2 separate regions of the Homo sapiens genome follow, and region 2 is linked to region 1. A link is a loop called in an ENCODE intact Hi-C map of the cell type or tissue named here. Cell type or tissue: Caco-2. All regions are shown on one strand.

What was found. Hi-C counts contacts between places; a loop is a spot of excess contacts. Peaks named below come from ENCODE experiments on the same cell type or tissue, not always from the same donor. Only the 100,000 strongest peaks of a DNase experiment are listed, where the experiment ranks them.
Region 2: a loop joins it to region 1, with 5 times the contacts of the local background. A loop is called at or near these places in 7 of 110 quality-filtered maps.

Annotation. Positions count from the first base shown.
Region 1 is chr5:77,423,193-77,431,192 of GRCh38, reverse strand. It overlaps PDE8B (phosphodiesterase 8B), which reads right to left. Exons shown (of 22, transcript NM_003719.5): 21 at 5,297-5,426; 22 at 2,937-4,748. The coding sequence ends at 4,639. WDR41 (WD repeat domain 41) reads left to right here. Exons shown (of 13, transcript NM_018268.4): 13 at 1-260. Among named protein-coding and RNA genes, the nearest start is that of WDR41, 65 kb to the left of the region's middle. In Caco-2, no CTCF peak of the experiment used is centred here; DNase peaks (open chromatin) are centred at 4,334 and 4,792.
Region 2 is chr5:77,221,287-77,229,286 of GRCh38, reverse strand. The region is part of intron 1 of PDE8B (phosphodiesterase 8B); the gene reads right to left. Among named protein-coding and RNA genes, the nearest start is that of PDE8B, 15 kb to the right of the region's middle. In Caco-2, no CTCF peak of the experiment used is centred here; a DNase peak (open chromatin) is centred at 4,416.

The DNA.
Region 1 (8,000 bases):
GATCTCTGTAACATGTAATACTATTTAATAGCATTTTACCCACAGTAGAACTTCTTTCAAAATTTAGAGTCTGTCATCTCAAATCCTGATGCTCCTTTATGAACTAAGTTTATAGAATATTCTAAATCCTTTGTTGTCATTTCAACTATGTTTACAGCATCTTCACTGTGGAAATGACTGTCTCCAGAAACCACTTTCTATACACATTCTTAAGCAACTTCTCATCTATTAAAGTTTGATCATGAGATTACAGCAATTCATTCACATCTTCAGGCTCCACTTCTTCCAGACTCCTTTTAATGCTGGAATTTTGACCGCCTCCCATGAATCAGAATGTTCTTAGTGGCATCTAGAATGCTAAATGCTTCCCAGAAGGTTTTCAATTGACTTTGCCCAGACTCTTCAGAGGAATCACTAGTTAGGGCAGCTACAGCCTTATTAAATGTATTTCTTAAATAAATAAGACTTAAAAGTCAAAGTGACTCCTTGACCCATGGACTGCAGCATAGATGTTGTGGTAGCTGGCACGAAGACAACATGAACCTCCTTGTACATCTCCATCAGAACTCTTAGGTGACCAGGTAACATTGTAATGGGCAGTAATATTTGGAAAGAAATTTGAGCAGGTCTCAACCATAGGCTTAAATATTCAATAAACCATGCTATAAACAGATATGCTGTCATCTAGGCTTTGTTATTCCACTTCTAGAGCATAGGCAGAGTAGATTTAACATAATTCTTAAGGGCCTTAAGATTTTTGGACTGGTAAATAAACTCTGACTTCAACTTAAAGGCACCAACTACACTCGCTGGCATTGAACTTCTTCTCCCCAGCTATGAAGTCCTAGATGACATCTCTTCTAATAGAAGACCATTTCATCTTCACAAACTCAGTTGTTTAGTGTAGTCGCCTTCAGTGATCTTAGCTAGATCATCTGGACAACTTCCTGCTGTTGTTGTCCCTTGCACTCTGACGTTAATGGGGATAGTTTCATGAACCAACCTCTGCTTGCTTCCAGCTTTTCTTCTGTAGCATCCTCACCTCTCAGTCTTCGAAGAAAGAATTGAAGAATTAATTAGGCTTTGGCTTAAGGGAATGTTGTGGCTTGTTTAATCTATATAGACCACTCAGACTTTCTCCATCTCAGCAGTAAGGCTGTTTCACTTTCTTGTTTGCATGTTCACTGGAGTTAACACTTTCAAGAACTCTTCCTTTGCATAACTTGGCTAACTGGTGTAAGAGGCATGGCTTTCACCTGCCTGGGCTTTCAACATGCCTTCTTCACTAAGCTTTATTATCTGTAGCTTTTGATTTAAAGTGAGAGACATGTGACTCTTTTACTTGCACATTTACAGGCTACTGTAGGTTATTAATTGGCTTAATTTCGATATTGTTGTGTCTCAGGGAATAGGGAGGTCTAAGAAGAGGGAGAGACTGGAAACCGCTAGTTGGTGGAACAGTTAGAATATACACAAGATTTATCAATTAAGTTCACTGTCTTATACGGGCATGGTTTGCAGTACCCTAAAACAATTACAGTAGTAACAAAGATCACTGATCACAGACCACCATGACAGATACAAGAATAAAAACATTTGAAATACTCTAAGAGTTACCAAAATGTGACACTTACACAAAGTGAGCCCATGCTGGGAAAATGCCCCGATAGACTTGCTCTATGCAGGGTGGCCACAAGCCCTCAATTTGTAGAAAAGGCAGTATCTTTGAAGCACAATGAAGCAGAATGCAATAAAATGAGGTATACTTGTATTCTAATTTTCTGCCATGAAAAACTGTCTAGAGGGCAGTCTCCAACCCTAGGGACTAGATTGCTTTTGTTTTCATGCATGCCCTAAGGTCACAGAGATGGGGGATAACAGTATGATGGGAGATTCTGGTAGGGACTCAAACCTGATGGTGTTCAGTAGTTGCAGGTAGACTGCTGCTAAAAGTTGGACTTTCAATTTAGAATAAAATAATGGGTCAATGTATATTATGTACATTTTCTCCATTTCCTGAGTTTAGCTTTCAACAGTTAAGATACTTGCAACAGCAGAAGTAACACTACATAGTGTTACAGTGTACAAATCCCTTGTCATTTTTATTTTAAAATATATTTATTACCTCAGTCTCTGGCTATATTCACATAGCGCAAGGGCACAAGATCATCCCTTCTGTTTCTCTCTCTAAAGCTGAGTAGGTTCTGAGTGAACTGACAGGCTTGTTTTTTTTTTGCCCAGAATGCTAACCAGTCCTGACATGGAGGGCAAGTAAATTTAAAAATCTTAAATTAGAAATAAAGAATGATCTTAGGAAATTATAGGGTCATTCTGGTCCAGCAGTGTTTTATAACTGGCTTCCTTCTCTTACTAGTCACGGAAATTATTAGAGAGTGTTGCATTTTCCTAATACGGCCCTCCTCAGCACATGACATTTAAGTAAACAACTCTGTGTAAGAGGCAGTTATAATAGTTTATATAATATAAACTATCTGATACACATATCATCTGAAAGCCTGTATTTCTAACAAGTTGACTATGTGGAAGAATAGACTAGTTCGCAGGCCAGAAGATTATACCGTAGATTACACTGGTAAAGAGCAGAAATTGTTGACGCTTTAGTACCTAGCTGTCTTAAAGCATTTTTAAACATTTGCACATTACTAATAAAAAGTTTGAAGTTAACAAGAAATTTGACATAAAACTGAGTAAGCTGTAAATATTTCATATAGAAGATGTCTGACACCTGATAAATGTTACTTACCAAATAGAACTGAAAGTGAGATGATCAGAAAAAGATTGTCCTTGCCTCAAGCAAGCTTCTGAAGCCTAGGCAAGTTAGCTAGGTCCTTAATATGGGATTCTGGCATCCTGATTTTAATGTGCTCTGAAAACAAAGTGTGTGACTCATGAAATAAAGGACACTAAACCCCAAATTTGAAATTATGAAAACTTTAGGCCAAAGAGGTAAAATAAAAACAGCTGTTGGGAGTGAAAAATGGCTGTAGGAATTTAGTTACAAGTACTTCACAAAAACATTTTCATCACATTTACATAATATAGCATTACAATACAAAGCTGGCTGCTGTCCTGACCAAGCAAGTTCTCTTATCATCTAACAAAAATAATTTAGATACATTTCTTTGCATGGAATTGTCATATTTTTCCATTTTTGGTACAAAACATAGAAAAAAACATTGGCACATTATGTAGTGATAAGTCATTTTTTCCCCATGTACAAGTTCCAAGTATTCTGCATTCCAATTTGTATTGGAAAAAAGTAATTACTGATTCAATTAATTCAGTCTCTGTTTGTTTATACCTTTTAAAAATGCAGCATGAAGTACAGAGAAAGAAAAATGAAGTTTGTTTACGGAGTCTAATATTTATAATACATAGGAAGGATCAGCTGGTAAAAGAGAAAGGAAAATCTCGAGTCTGACTTTATGTAGATCACAGGGAGTTGTGAAAAGAGCAGTATAAAAATATGCACTTGTGCTTTAGAAGCTTTTAGCATACAATTAATAGCTTAAAATAGTATTTACTGCCTCCCCATATGCCTATTTTCTGATATATTTACACCACACAATTTTAACATTGTTAAAGCTAATGGCATGATTTCAAATATAGACTGGTTAAAAATATCTGAACCTTGAAACTTCCCCTATCCCCTCCCAAAATATTACGTATAGATGGTGCATGGCACAACATACTGCATGGGCTTACACCCAGAAAATTTGGATTTTAATAAAAATTTTAAACATGTATATAAACTTTTTTTTTTTTTTTTTAAGAAAAGCTTGTCCAAGGGCATTCAAATTTAATGGCTTTTATATAATACTTGGTGTAGTGCCTCGTGGCTGCCTCTGTGAGCCAGAAATAAAGGAAGCTCATGGATTCCCCAAAAATGAAATGCCACTTTTTCCCTCATCATGGATGACTTTGTTAAGATGAACCCCTTTTACAGGAAAGGGGTTACACAGGCTGCTGATACCAGTCTAGAGAGGGCACCCACCAGCCAAGGCTGTGTTCTAACTTAGGTGTCATACCATCGGCCAGAAGAACCATGTAGCCATAGAGGCTGTGAAGCTAACTAGTTTATCTGTAATTTGGTCCTAGTTGTTTCACTTATTTTATGTCGTTTTTTTTTTTTCTTAGATAAATCTGTTCAGATAAGCTCCTTATGAATCCTTCAGATCGATGTTCTTGAGGAAAACAGTCAAGCTAAACAGCAATGATGACTTTTATGGTAAAGGATGAGCTGATCACTAGCTAAGCTACTTAGTCACCATCCTGGGAGATGAGCTCACAGGCACCAAGGCTTTGCTTCCTGTGGCCTGCTAGTTACAGTGAACCAGCTCCATGGATTGACAAGGGTACACAGGATGACAGCAGAGCAAAGGAGTTTGCCAAGTATTTGTTCTGTCATTAAGTATTCAAAAGAACATATATTTTTCTTCATGGAACATAACTTTCTAAGAATGAAATTTGGGGACTTGAATGATTCAAGGTCAAATATTAAACATTAGCTCCTTCACCAATACCTGTCATTGTCATTAGAAAGGAAGGCCTCTCGTTTACGCTACTGTGATTCACAGTGTCCTTTGTCGGTCAAGAGGCCCCCTCTGTGGCTTGGCTTTAGCTGTCAGATGGAAGCCTCAAACTTTTGCACTTTAGGTCATCTAGTGTCTTCCAGTGTTTGTAGTTGTCAGCCAAATGTTGCATCAGGGCTGGCAGATGTGCAAAGGCTGCAAAGACAGAAAAGAATCAAAAGAAACCGGTGAACTTAGACCCCAGGAGCATTTATAAGCCTGGGGGTGTCTGGGACAAGTTTGGGATCAGAATTAGAGGAGGCACACCCTGGGCGAAGCATGAGGACAAGTCATTAAACACTAGTTTCTGAAATGCAAACAGGTCCTTTTTGAAAAGCTGCTTATCAGTGACATTATCAGAAGAACCTGTGATTCAGAGTAAACTAAATACATTTTGCATTCTTTCTAGAGTTTTCCTCCAACGACAGAAAAACACTGCAGTAAGCTTTGGCAGCGTGTCCTTTGAAGAGGCAGAGACTCGTTTATCCAGCTATCAAAAATCCATCAAGTCTTCTGCACACAAGCTTCTGTGCCAGCTGCTGGGGATGCAAAGAATGCACCCCACCCCACTTGGCCACAAAAAGCTGACAGCCACATTTTTAAAAATATATTTTGTTTACCTTTAGGCTCACCCTGTGTCACTAAAGATAATATTCGTAAAGTATAACAATTTTCTTTGGGTGACAAAACAGTAACTGTCTTACCATCCCAAGCATCAAACATGTCTGTTATGAAGTAGTCAATGAAAGAGATCTGAGACTTGGGGATGCTACAGGTATTCCGGTCAAACACTGGCATCACCACAGGTAGTCCCTGTCTCTTCTCTTCATCAGTCTGTAAGAAAAAACCACCACATAGGGCTGGAGGACATGCGAGACACTTTCACAGTAATATCCTGTTTCTCAGAACAACCCTGTGAAAATGGGTCATTATCCAGTTTTCTCAATGAAGAAATAGGCTCAGCAAGGTCCTCAGACTTACGTAAGTCAGCTGAGCTACACTGACTACACTCAGACCTTCCCACTCTCAAGCCTCTTTTTTTGTTTTTGAGACAGTGTCTCACTCTGTTGCCCAAGCTGTAGTACAGTGGTGCAGTCTCGGTTCACTGCAACCTCCGCCTCCCAGGTTCAAGCAATTCTTCTGCCTCAGCCTCCTGAGTAGCTGGGAATACAGGCACCTGTCACCACGTCCAGCTAATTTTTAGTAGAGAAGGGGTTTCACCATATTGGCCAAGCCAGTCTTGAACTCCTGACCTCAGATGATCTGCCTCCCTTGGCCTCCCAAAGTGCTGGGATTATAGGCACGAGCCACTGTGCCTGGCCCCAAGCCTCTTTCTATGTGATACCATAGCATCTCCTGACACATTGATCTCAGGGTACTTAGCCCCTTTTCTGGGATCTGCTTTTATCATTGCAAAGTCAAAGCTCTGTTCAATGTCATACAAACACAAATTCTCATACCAAAACTACTGACATTTACACTGAGAAGAAGCAATAGTGGGTAAAACTGCTAACACCTTAGCATGACTCAATGAACTAGCACCAAACTGTATTAATAGCCATAGTCATTATATTATTTGCTGCCACATGTTTGCACTTAAAAAAAGTTTCAGGCCAAGCCCAATGGCTCATGCCTGTAATCCCAGTGATATGGGAGGTCAAGGCAGGAGGTTCGCTTGGGGCCTGGAGTTTTGAGTCTGCATTGAGCCAGGACTGCCACTGCACTCCAGTTTGGGTTACAGAGTGAGATCTTGTCTCACATTAAAAACAAAAAACAAAAAACAAAAAAACAGAACCAGTTTCACTTGAGAATTACCTCTTTGAAGCAGTAAGAGTTATTAATTGTATTAAATCTTGACCTTCGAAGTACATGTCTCTGTAATATTCTGGATGATGAATGTGATGAAATGGGAGTACACGTACACTTGAACTGCATACCAAAATCTGCTGGTTGTCTTGTGGAAAGCACTTATGCACTTGAATTGAGCTGAACCAGCTGTTTTTATCCATGGACCATTATTTTCACTGGAAAGAATGACTGTCAAACTATGATTGTTCAAACTTGGGTATTAGCCTTGCAGCTTTTGAGGTGTGTGGAAATCTGAGTATTCTGCACATTAAACTAAGGCCATCATCATTCATTGAGCTGAGTATTAGGATCCGCATTTCCTGGTGGTGTATTAAGCCAGAAGGCCAGCTCAAAGGCTTCATTTGTAACTTTCATTTTTAGGTCACCCTGGCTTATGAACATTAGTACATTGCTTTTTGGGAAAAGGACACCTAAATAGGAAGCTTTTATCAAAAAACTTAAAAGCACATTTTTCTCATCCTCCATTCACACTGAGAACAACTAGGAGTAGTACGTCAGGTCCTCTCTCTGTGGGTCCGGGGAAGCCCATTGATGAGCAGCTTTTGGCTTGGCTTGCTCATTTCAGGTCAGTCGATCAAGCAGCCTTAAAATATCCACTGGTGTTCAAGGAGTCATTTGATCCTCACTCCCTTCCTGTTCTTCTCTCTGGAAAGCTCAGAACTACCTGTCCTACTTTTCTTCAATTCAGAGGCTCTCTTCCCAGAAAGCTGCAGTCTACTTACTGGATTTCATGAACAGACACTTCTCAAAAGACGACACACAAGCAGCCAATAAACATAAAAAAAAAAATGTCCAGGCTGGGTGCGGTGGCTCACGCCTGTAATCCTAGCACTTTGGGAGGCCAAGGCAGGCGGATTGCCTGAGCTCAGGAATTCGAGACCAGCCTGGGCAACACAGGGAAACCCCATCTCTACTAAAATACAAAAAATTAGCCGGGCATGGCAGTGTGCACCTGTAGTCCCAGCTACTTGGGAGGCTGAGGCAGAATTGCTCAAGCCTGGGAGGTGAGGGTTGCAGTGAGCTGAGGTCATGCCACTGCACTCCAGCCTGGGCAACAGAGCAAGACTGTCTCAAAAAAAAAAAAAAAAAAAAAAAAAAACTAAACAAAACAAAAGTCCAGCATCACTAATCAGACATGCAAATCAAAACCACAATGAGATACCATCTCAAACTAGTCAGAATGGCTATTAAAAAGTCAGAAAATAACAGATGTTGGCAAGGTTGTGGAGAAAAGAATGCTTATACACTGTTGGTGAGAAATAAATTAGATCAGCTAGCCCCTGTGGAAAGCAGTTCGGAGATTTCTCAAAGAACTAAAAATAGAAATTGCTATTCAACCCAGCCGTCCCATTACTGGGTATATACCCAAAGGAAAATAAATCATTCTACTGAAGAGACACCTGTACTTGCATGTTTATGACAGCACAATTCATGGTAGCAAAGACATGGAATCAACCCAGGTGCCCATCATTGGTGGACTGGATGAAGAAAATGTGGTGCATATACACCATGGAATACTATGCAGCCATAAAAAAGAAT
Region 2 (8,000 bases), 200 kb after region 1:
GACACTAATTTTTCTTTTATCCAACTGTTTGCAAGAAAAATGAATTCCGTATTTGATTCTCTCTCCTACCAGAGGAACATATGGCTTAACTAGAAAGAAAATTTACACAGTTACATTGATTAAATTGAGAACATAAGCTCTTTAAAGAGTATTTTGAGTTGGGCTCTCCTATCATCAGCCACTTAATTTACAAACTTACATAAACTCTTACAGACCTCTCCCTTCCATCCTTTCCTTTCCCTCTGTCAACTTCTCTTTCCCCTGCTTCCTAACAAGAATGTTCTGCCAAAACCTGGACATCATTCCAGACCGTTCTATCTCCCACATCTGCCTTGCCCAAATATCAAATAACTTCCTAATTGTAAAATTAAAATGTATGCCCTCCTATTGCACTACTTTAATCCAGACCCTCTTCATCTATCACCTAAATCATTATAAATGCTGCTAAAATTGATCTTCCATACTAATGAAACCACAACTTGGACTGTGTCATTCCCCTGTTTAAAATCCTCCCTGTGATCACCTTGATAAAGTCTTCATTCTTCAGCCTGACAAACGAGGAACTCCAAAATCTGACCCTCATCTTTCATTTTCTCCATTTCTGATACCTTCTATATGTCTTCCACACATGGTTTACACAGAAAACTACTTGGATGGTGGTCCTCAGGTATTTTACCCCCTCAATGTTTGCTCATGTTAGTCTCTCTGCTTGGAATCTCTCCCTTCCTCCTCTCCCAGCTACACACCAAGTTAATCCCTATTTGTCTTTCAGGGTTACACTCAGACATCCAGACACTGCATTATTGGAGAAGCCACTTCCCTGCCAGGTAGGTTCCATGCTCTTCCTTCATGCTTCCATGGAACACTTCCTCTCTCAGGCATTACAGAACTGTAGCAGACACTTGTAGGACAGGCAGGTTCCAACACAGCCCCCAATGATTCCCACCTATTCGTACTCATGCCCTTGTGTAATCCTCTCTTCCACATCCATAATATGACTACCATCTTACTGATAAAAGAGACTGTCTCTCTTGCTGGCTTTGATGAAATATGCTGCTATATGGGGCAGGACGGTGTGGCAAGGAACTGAGGGTGGTGTCCAGCCAACAGTCAACAAGGAGCTAAAGCTCTCAGCCTAACAGCCATCTAAAAAGTGAATCCTACTAACAACCATGTAGATAAGCTTGGAAGATTTTCTCCAGTCAAGCTTTCAGATAAGACCCTGCCCTAGCCAACATCTTGATTGCAGCCTTGTAAGACACCCTGAAGTACAGGACCCAGATGAGCTGTGCCTGTACTCCTGACCCAGAGCAACTAATAATAAATGTGGGTGTCTTAAGCCCCTAAGTCTATGGTAATGTGTTATAAAGAAGTAAATATCTGCTTGTGTGTTATCCCTTTCAACTCCTCCAACTAAGTATAAACTCACCTAGGGAAGCAACCATCCTACTCAACTTTGTATTCTTAAATCTAATGCAGGTGCTTGATGCCCAGTTAAGCCCTCAGTATATGTTTGTTGAACTGAACCAGTCTGCCCCAAAGTTTCTGCATATTTGACCCCAACCTTGCTTCCCCTTCCTAAACTGAGGCAGGTAACCAACTCTGTCTTCCATTCTGCGTGGCTCACAGCATAGTTAAGATACTCCACCTCCAAGATTATCTCTTATGGACATGCACAGGCACACCTCCACTCTTTATATCATTTTCTCCATCTTTCATTTCCCATCTGTACCTCCAAAATTTTGCTATGAATCTAATTCATCTTTGCTCTCTCTCTCTCATGGGTGCCTTTGCTTCTGCCAGTCTTTCTTCTCCTGCCCCACCCAAACTTCATGAATTAGTCTTTTCTCCCAGGAACCTAATTATTTTTATTGAAAAATGGTATTTAGAGGTATGATCTCACCCATTCATGTACAACTTGTGAGCCAAGAAAACTCCTTGAGCATTGCTAGTTGATAAAGTTGATACATTTATATAAGGAAAAAAACAAGGTCAGTTTAAAAATTATATTGAACATAAGAAAGCACTACAGGATCATTATGGATCAGATATGTGATTCTATCACAAAGATAAAATCCAATTTCTGAAACATACAAAAGAATATACATCTATGCATTCCATTTCTAAGGTGGAAAAAAACTTGATTTTAGGTCTTGGTGATTAATACCAAAATAAGGTACAATTATGCTCTAAGCTCTAATGAAGGCTCAAGAAAGTTCTTTACAACAATCAGTGATACAGAGCCCCCTGTGGCATTTTGTGGGTGCTGACTGGGTTAATGCCAGTGTAAACGCATAGGACTTTAATGTAAGTGGAAAGGCAGAAGTGAAGATGAAAAGGCAGCCACTATTCTTCTCAAATCACTTTGCTGCCATCATAAGGGAGGAGAATTACAATGTCCAACAGATGCAAGACAAACCTCCTCTAAACAATTTGTCTCAGAGATCTCACACCTCCATGAAAATGAAACTATAGCTGGGTTGAAAGCAGAAAAAAGTACATTTTACTCAAAGAAAATCCTCTGAGATTAAGATCTAGAGATCTTAAGCTTGAGCTTCAGCTAAAACTATATTACTATTTTACAATTACTAAACAACTAAAGAGTCCAAGGAAAGTCTTTGTATGATAGGCAGAAGTTAATGCTCTGGATAGATAAATATATTCTTTCTGGAAAACATTATGTCACTATTGTACTAAAAAATTAGACTGTATGATATGAAAATATATAGGCATAGGGCCATTCCCTGTATCACCATTACAATAGCAAAAATTACTGGAAATAATCCCCCCAAAAAACATCAATAGGGGACTGGCTGAATAAAACAAAGTACAGCCACATGATGGTATACTATGCAGCTATGAGTAGGAATGAGGAATATCTTTATGAACTACGATGGAATGATCTCCAGGATATCTGTTAAGTGAAAAAAGGAAAATGCAGAAAAGTTGAGTTCTGCAGAACATATGTTAATGTGTATTTTAAACAATGGTATGAAATGCATAACATTTTAAAATGTAATTACCAATAAGGCAGAGGGCATAGAATGTAAGAGACAGAGATAAAATCTAAATGTCTCTGAATATACCATATTTTACGTTGATGCATATAAATAATTTACATTCTTATAACACTAAACTAAACATTAAAGAAGACCAAATCAAAAGGAAAATGAAATAAATAATCCTAACTGTATTGTGCTAATCACTAACTGGTCCATTGTTAGTAGAATAGCCACATAAAAAAGAACTGATTTAAACAATTATAAACACAGTAATTTGCCTGCTCACCCCTAGTGGGACAGACCCTAATATCAAAAATCACTGGAAAAAAATCAAACTGTTTTCAGTGTTCATATTGATCATGAAGTCGTGTTGATCACTGGTATTCTGAGATGTGTGCGTGGGGTGTGTGTGTGTGTGTGTGTGTGTGTGTGTGTGCACGCGCATGTGGGATCTAACAAATGAGGAATTATCATGATGATGTTAAGAACCAGGATTTATGTCATGGGAAAGAGGAAATAGAAACGTAAGACTGACGAGGTTGAAGAAAAGGCTTGTAGTCCTAAATTTAAACTGGATGAATAAGTATACACTCACGGTACATTTTTATCTTTCAAAAGTATCTATTTCCTGGCTATGTCCACTTAAAAAGTCCAGAAGCAATGACCAGTCCATTAGCAATGAACACCCGAGATCATACCTCTAAATACCATTTTTCAATAAAAATAATTAGGTTCCTGGGAGAAAAGACTAATTCTAGATCAGAGACAGGGAATGGACGCAACAAACCTGGAACATCTAGTCAGTCCAAAAAGGCAGGAAATCTGTCAAACATTACTAGCAGACTATGAAAAGGACACAGGAGCCAACGTGGCTACTCTGAGTAGACAAAGTCAGGACAACTGAGCATCAGTAAGGACAATAACTGCAATGGACTATGACACATCTAATATTTATAAACTGATAATTTTATAGGAATTCAAAAATCATCACTGGTTACCTTTGGAGGATGCTAGGAAATCAACTCATTATTTTGAAAACTGGCAAATGGAAGAGTAGAATCAAGCATTTGCCCTGCCTTTCTCATATGAACTGTACCTCAGGATAACCAACTATTGGATGGAGGGAAGTTTATCTTTATAGATGCATTCCAGAAGCACTGTAGAAAGAATGGTAGGCTTTTGCAACCCCTAAGGAATTAATTGATCTAGGCAACAATCATCAGTGGCTGCTAACGTCTCCAAGAGACACAACCAGACATCATGTGCCTCCTGATGGAGGTCCATGACACTACCTATAAAGTAGTCTTCCCCAAAAAAAAAAGTAAATAAACCTGAATCCTATCAAGCCTCTAGATCTAACTACCAACATACAGGGAATACAAGGCCAGAAGAATGTGGTTAATGATACCACAGGAATGTAATCAGCAAAGTCCAGACTGTGGGAAACTCTGCTGGACAAATGACCCAGTTTCTTCAACAAACAAATTGTAAGAGAAAAAGAAAGAGAGGAAAGGGAACTCACAGATGACAAGATCCTTAAGAAACATATCAATTGATTGCAATAGCTAGATCTTATTTGAAAGATGATTAAAAAAATCTTTAAATGAAAATGTTTATGAGATAGGGAAACTTCAACACTGTCTTGTATTTGATAATATTAACAAATTATTTTAATTTAGGGATTTGCTAATAGTATTGTGGTTGTGTTTTCTAAACAGTCCTTCTCTTTCAGAGTTACATACTGAAATAGTTACAGCTGAAATAAGAGGATGTTTTAGATTTGCTTTAAAAGAATCCCAAAGTATGGGGGAAAGTAGGAGGTATAAATAAAAGAATAGTCTTAATTTGTTACTGTTGAAACTGGGGGATGTACACGTGAGGTTTCACTATCCTATTCTCACTACATTTGTATACATTTGAACTTTTCCATAATAAAAAATGTTAAATTATGAGCCTTCAAAAATCGGCTTGTATATTATTATCAATAATAAGCAATATTTACTGGGTGTTACATTCAAAGCTAGCAATGGTACATATATTGATTATATCATCCTTGCAGTAACTCTATGAGGTCAGAACTTTCACTATCCTTATTTTTCTATCCTTAGACAGAAGAAGTTGAAAATTAAAGAAGCTAAGCCATAGAACCAACAGATGGTACATACAAGACCACAGTACAGCATAGTTCTCTGACATCAGATCCCAAGTGTCCAGTGAGAAAAGCAAGAACCATTTTATATATATTAAGAAGAGATACCGCTGTAGTGAACTGTTTACAAAGGTGTTAGAAGGTATGGATGAACAAAGGGAAGATGGAGGTAGAGCTGGAGAAACTAAAAAGATAAAGCAGTAACATCCAGAGACAATAAACTGTTAACACCCTGGGCTGACACCCGCCAGCCCACACTCATGCTGATCAGCGGAGGGGGCTGGCATCATCACCACTCAGGCAGCACCACTGCCACTTAGCAGGGGCCACTGCTATCGCCTGTTCCTTTCTCTCACATTCCAATTTCCTGCCAGTATCTCCTACCTGTGGAATCTAAGAGGAAACCATCTGGAAAAGTAATGTGGAAGATGCAGCTTGCAGACTTCTAGCCTCATATAATACAAAGGAGAAAATGGGGAAGCAAAAATGGAGCTACAAACTAAGAGACAAAAAACCAACACCACTACTGTGCTATGCTTGTCAAGTTACAATGTCAAATTGTAAATGCTTGACTTAGAACCTTGATGTAAATTTCACTTTCTTCCTCCGTTTTTCCAACATGGTAGCTACTTGTGTGGTCATTATGCACTTGAGATGTGGGTAGTCCCTACTGAGATGCAGTGTAATTGTAAAATACATTCCAGACTTTAAGAACTTAGTTCCAAAAAAAAAGAAAGAATGGGTGGGGGGAGGGGGGAGGGATAGCATTAGGAGATATACCTAATGCTAAATGACGAGTTAATGGGTGCAGCACACCAGCATGGCACATGTATACGTATGTAACTAACCTGCACATTGTGCACATGTACCCTAAAACTTAAAGTATAATAATAATAAAATAAAAAAAGAAAGAATGTAAACTATCTCATTAACAAATTTTATATTGAGTACATGTCAAAATAATATTTTTAATATACTGGTTAAGTGAACATGTACTAAAATTAATTTACCTGCTTATTTTGACTTTTAAAAATGTGATTCATAAAAAATTTTACAATTACATGTGCAGGTTACATCTGGGTCACATTTTATTTCTATTGGGTAATGCTGCTTTAGAGCTTCAACCCAAAGCAAGCCTTATCTGGCAGTCTCTGAACCATAACACCCAAGAGTATTCTCAGCCATCAACTCCACCAGACTTTAGAGTCCTTCTTAATCAGTTCTCTTGGATCCTATTTATGTCTGGCAGCTTTGAGCTCCAGGCTTAGAAAGCCTGACCTTAATTCTGCCTCTGGCCCCTGCCTGTGGCCGTACAGTTGTCTGCTCCTTGGCTTTTCCTTACAGTCTTCAGCTGACTTACCCCTCAGGCTCACAGTTCTTCATGCTCTCCCAGTAGGAGTGTCTCACCTGGAAGAACCCAATTCCCAATCCGTAACTCCTGCCAGCCAGCCGGCACTCAGTCAACACATTGCCTTCCCACAGAAGACGACAATATAGGGCACAAACAATGGAAGCTCCCGAAACGTGGAACTATGTCATATTCTGTTTTTTGAGATGGAGTCTCCACTCTGTCACCCAGGCTGCCTCCCAGATTCAAGTAATCCTCCTGTCTCAGCCTCCTGAGTAACTGGGATTACAGGTGCAAGCCACCACGCCCAGCTAATTTTTGTATTTTTAGGAGAGATGGGGTTTCACCATGTTGGTCAGGATAGTCTCGAACTCCTGACCTCGTGATCCACCCGCCTCAGCCTCCCAAAGTGCTGGGTTTACAGGCATGAGCCACCATGCCCGGCCATCATATTCATTTTTTTTATCACTCCAAACCTAGAGTAGCGCCTTAGTATAAGGCAGAAAATACACACACACGTACTTGAGAACCTAGCGGGTTTACAGGGACTGTACCTCTAGGTTGTACCAATCCTTTTAGAGATGCATTATCCCTACCGTGCAAGGAGAAATCATGCAGCTTCTCCAAAGTCACAAAGTTTGTACAGGGCAGAGCTGGAATTCAAGCTGGAGTCAGTGAGCACCTTTCCTTCACACCAGGTTACCCTTTTGCAGCCACAAAAATTATAGCAAAGGAGCTGCAAGGGGGCCTTGTGAAATGCCTCCTTTCAAAAGCTCCATGATGTTTGGGGCCTTGGCATGACTAGAGAGGGCTAGGTGGACACCAGGATGTGCCTCCACCCCCAGGGTGGTCAGTGGAGTCCCCATCTACAAACAATGAGTTTCGAATAAGGACACACTCAACTTAGCTAGAACTGTTTCTTCAAGAAAAGTGCCTCACCAACTTGAATAAGCTCCCTTCAGTCAAAACTGGGCAGTCTAAGCACAAATAGGTTTAATAACTGCAATGCATCAACACATCAAATACACATAAACCCATAACGATTCATAATGATACTAAGCAAATTAACAGGCAAAGAACTCCTGTCACCTTAGGAGAATGCTAGGGAGTCAACTCTTGAAAAAAGTTTCTTGAGGCATTCCAATGAATACATGAAGACAAAATGATAGCATATCACCATTTTACAACCTCTAATGACTAATGGATATAAGCAATGATCGTTAATAAGAGTTAGCATCACAGAAAAGAGACAACCAAACATCCTACAAAACTTCGCATACTCCGATTTTCTGTTAGCATCACAGAAAAGAGACAACCTCCACCCTACAAAACTTAGTATAATCCAATCAAACCTCTAAATCAAACTACGGTTTCTAGCAAACACAGAAGGCAGGGAAACATGTTAGATGCATCATGGGAATGCAATAAGTAAACTTTAGATTGGGGGAAAATCTACAGGACAAACAACCCAGGTTCCTCAACAAACAAACTGCAAGTATAT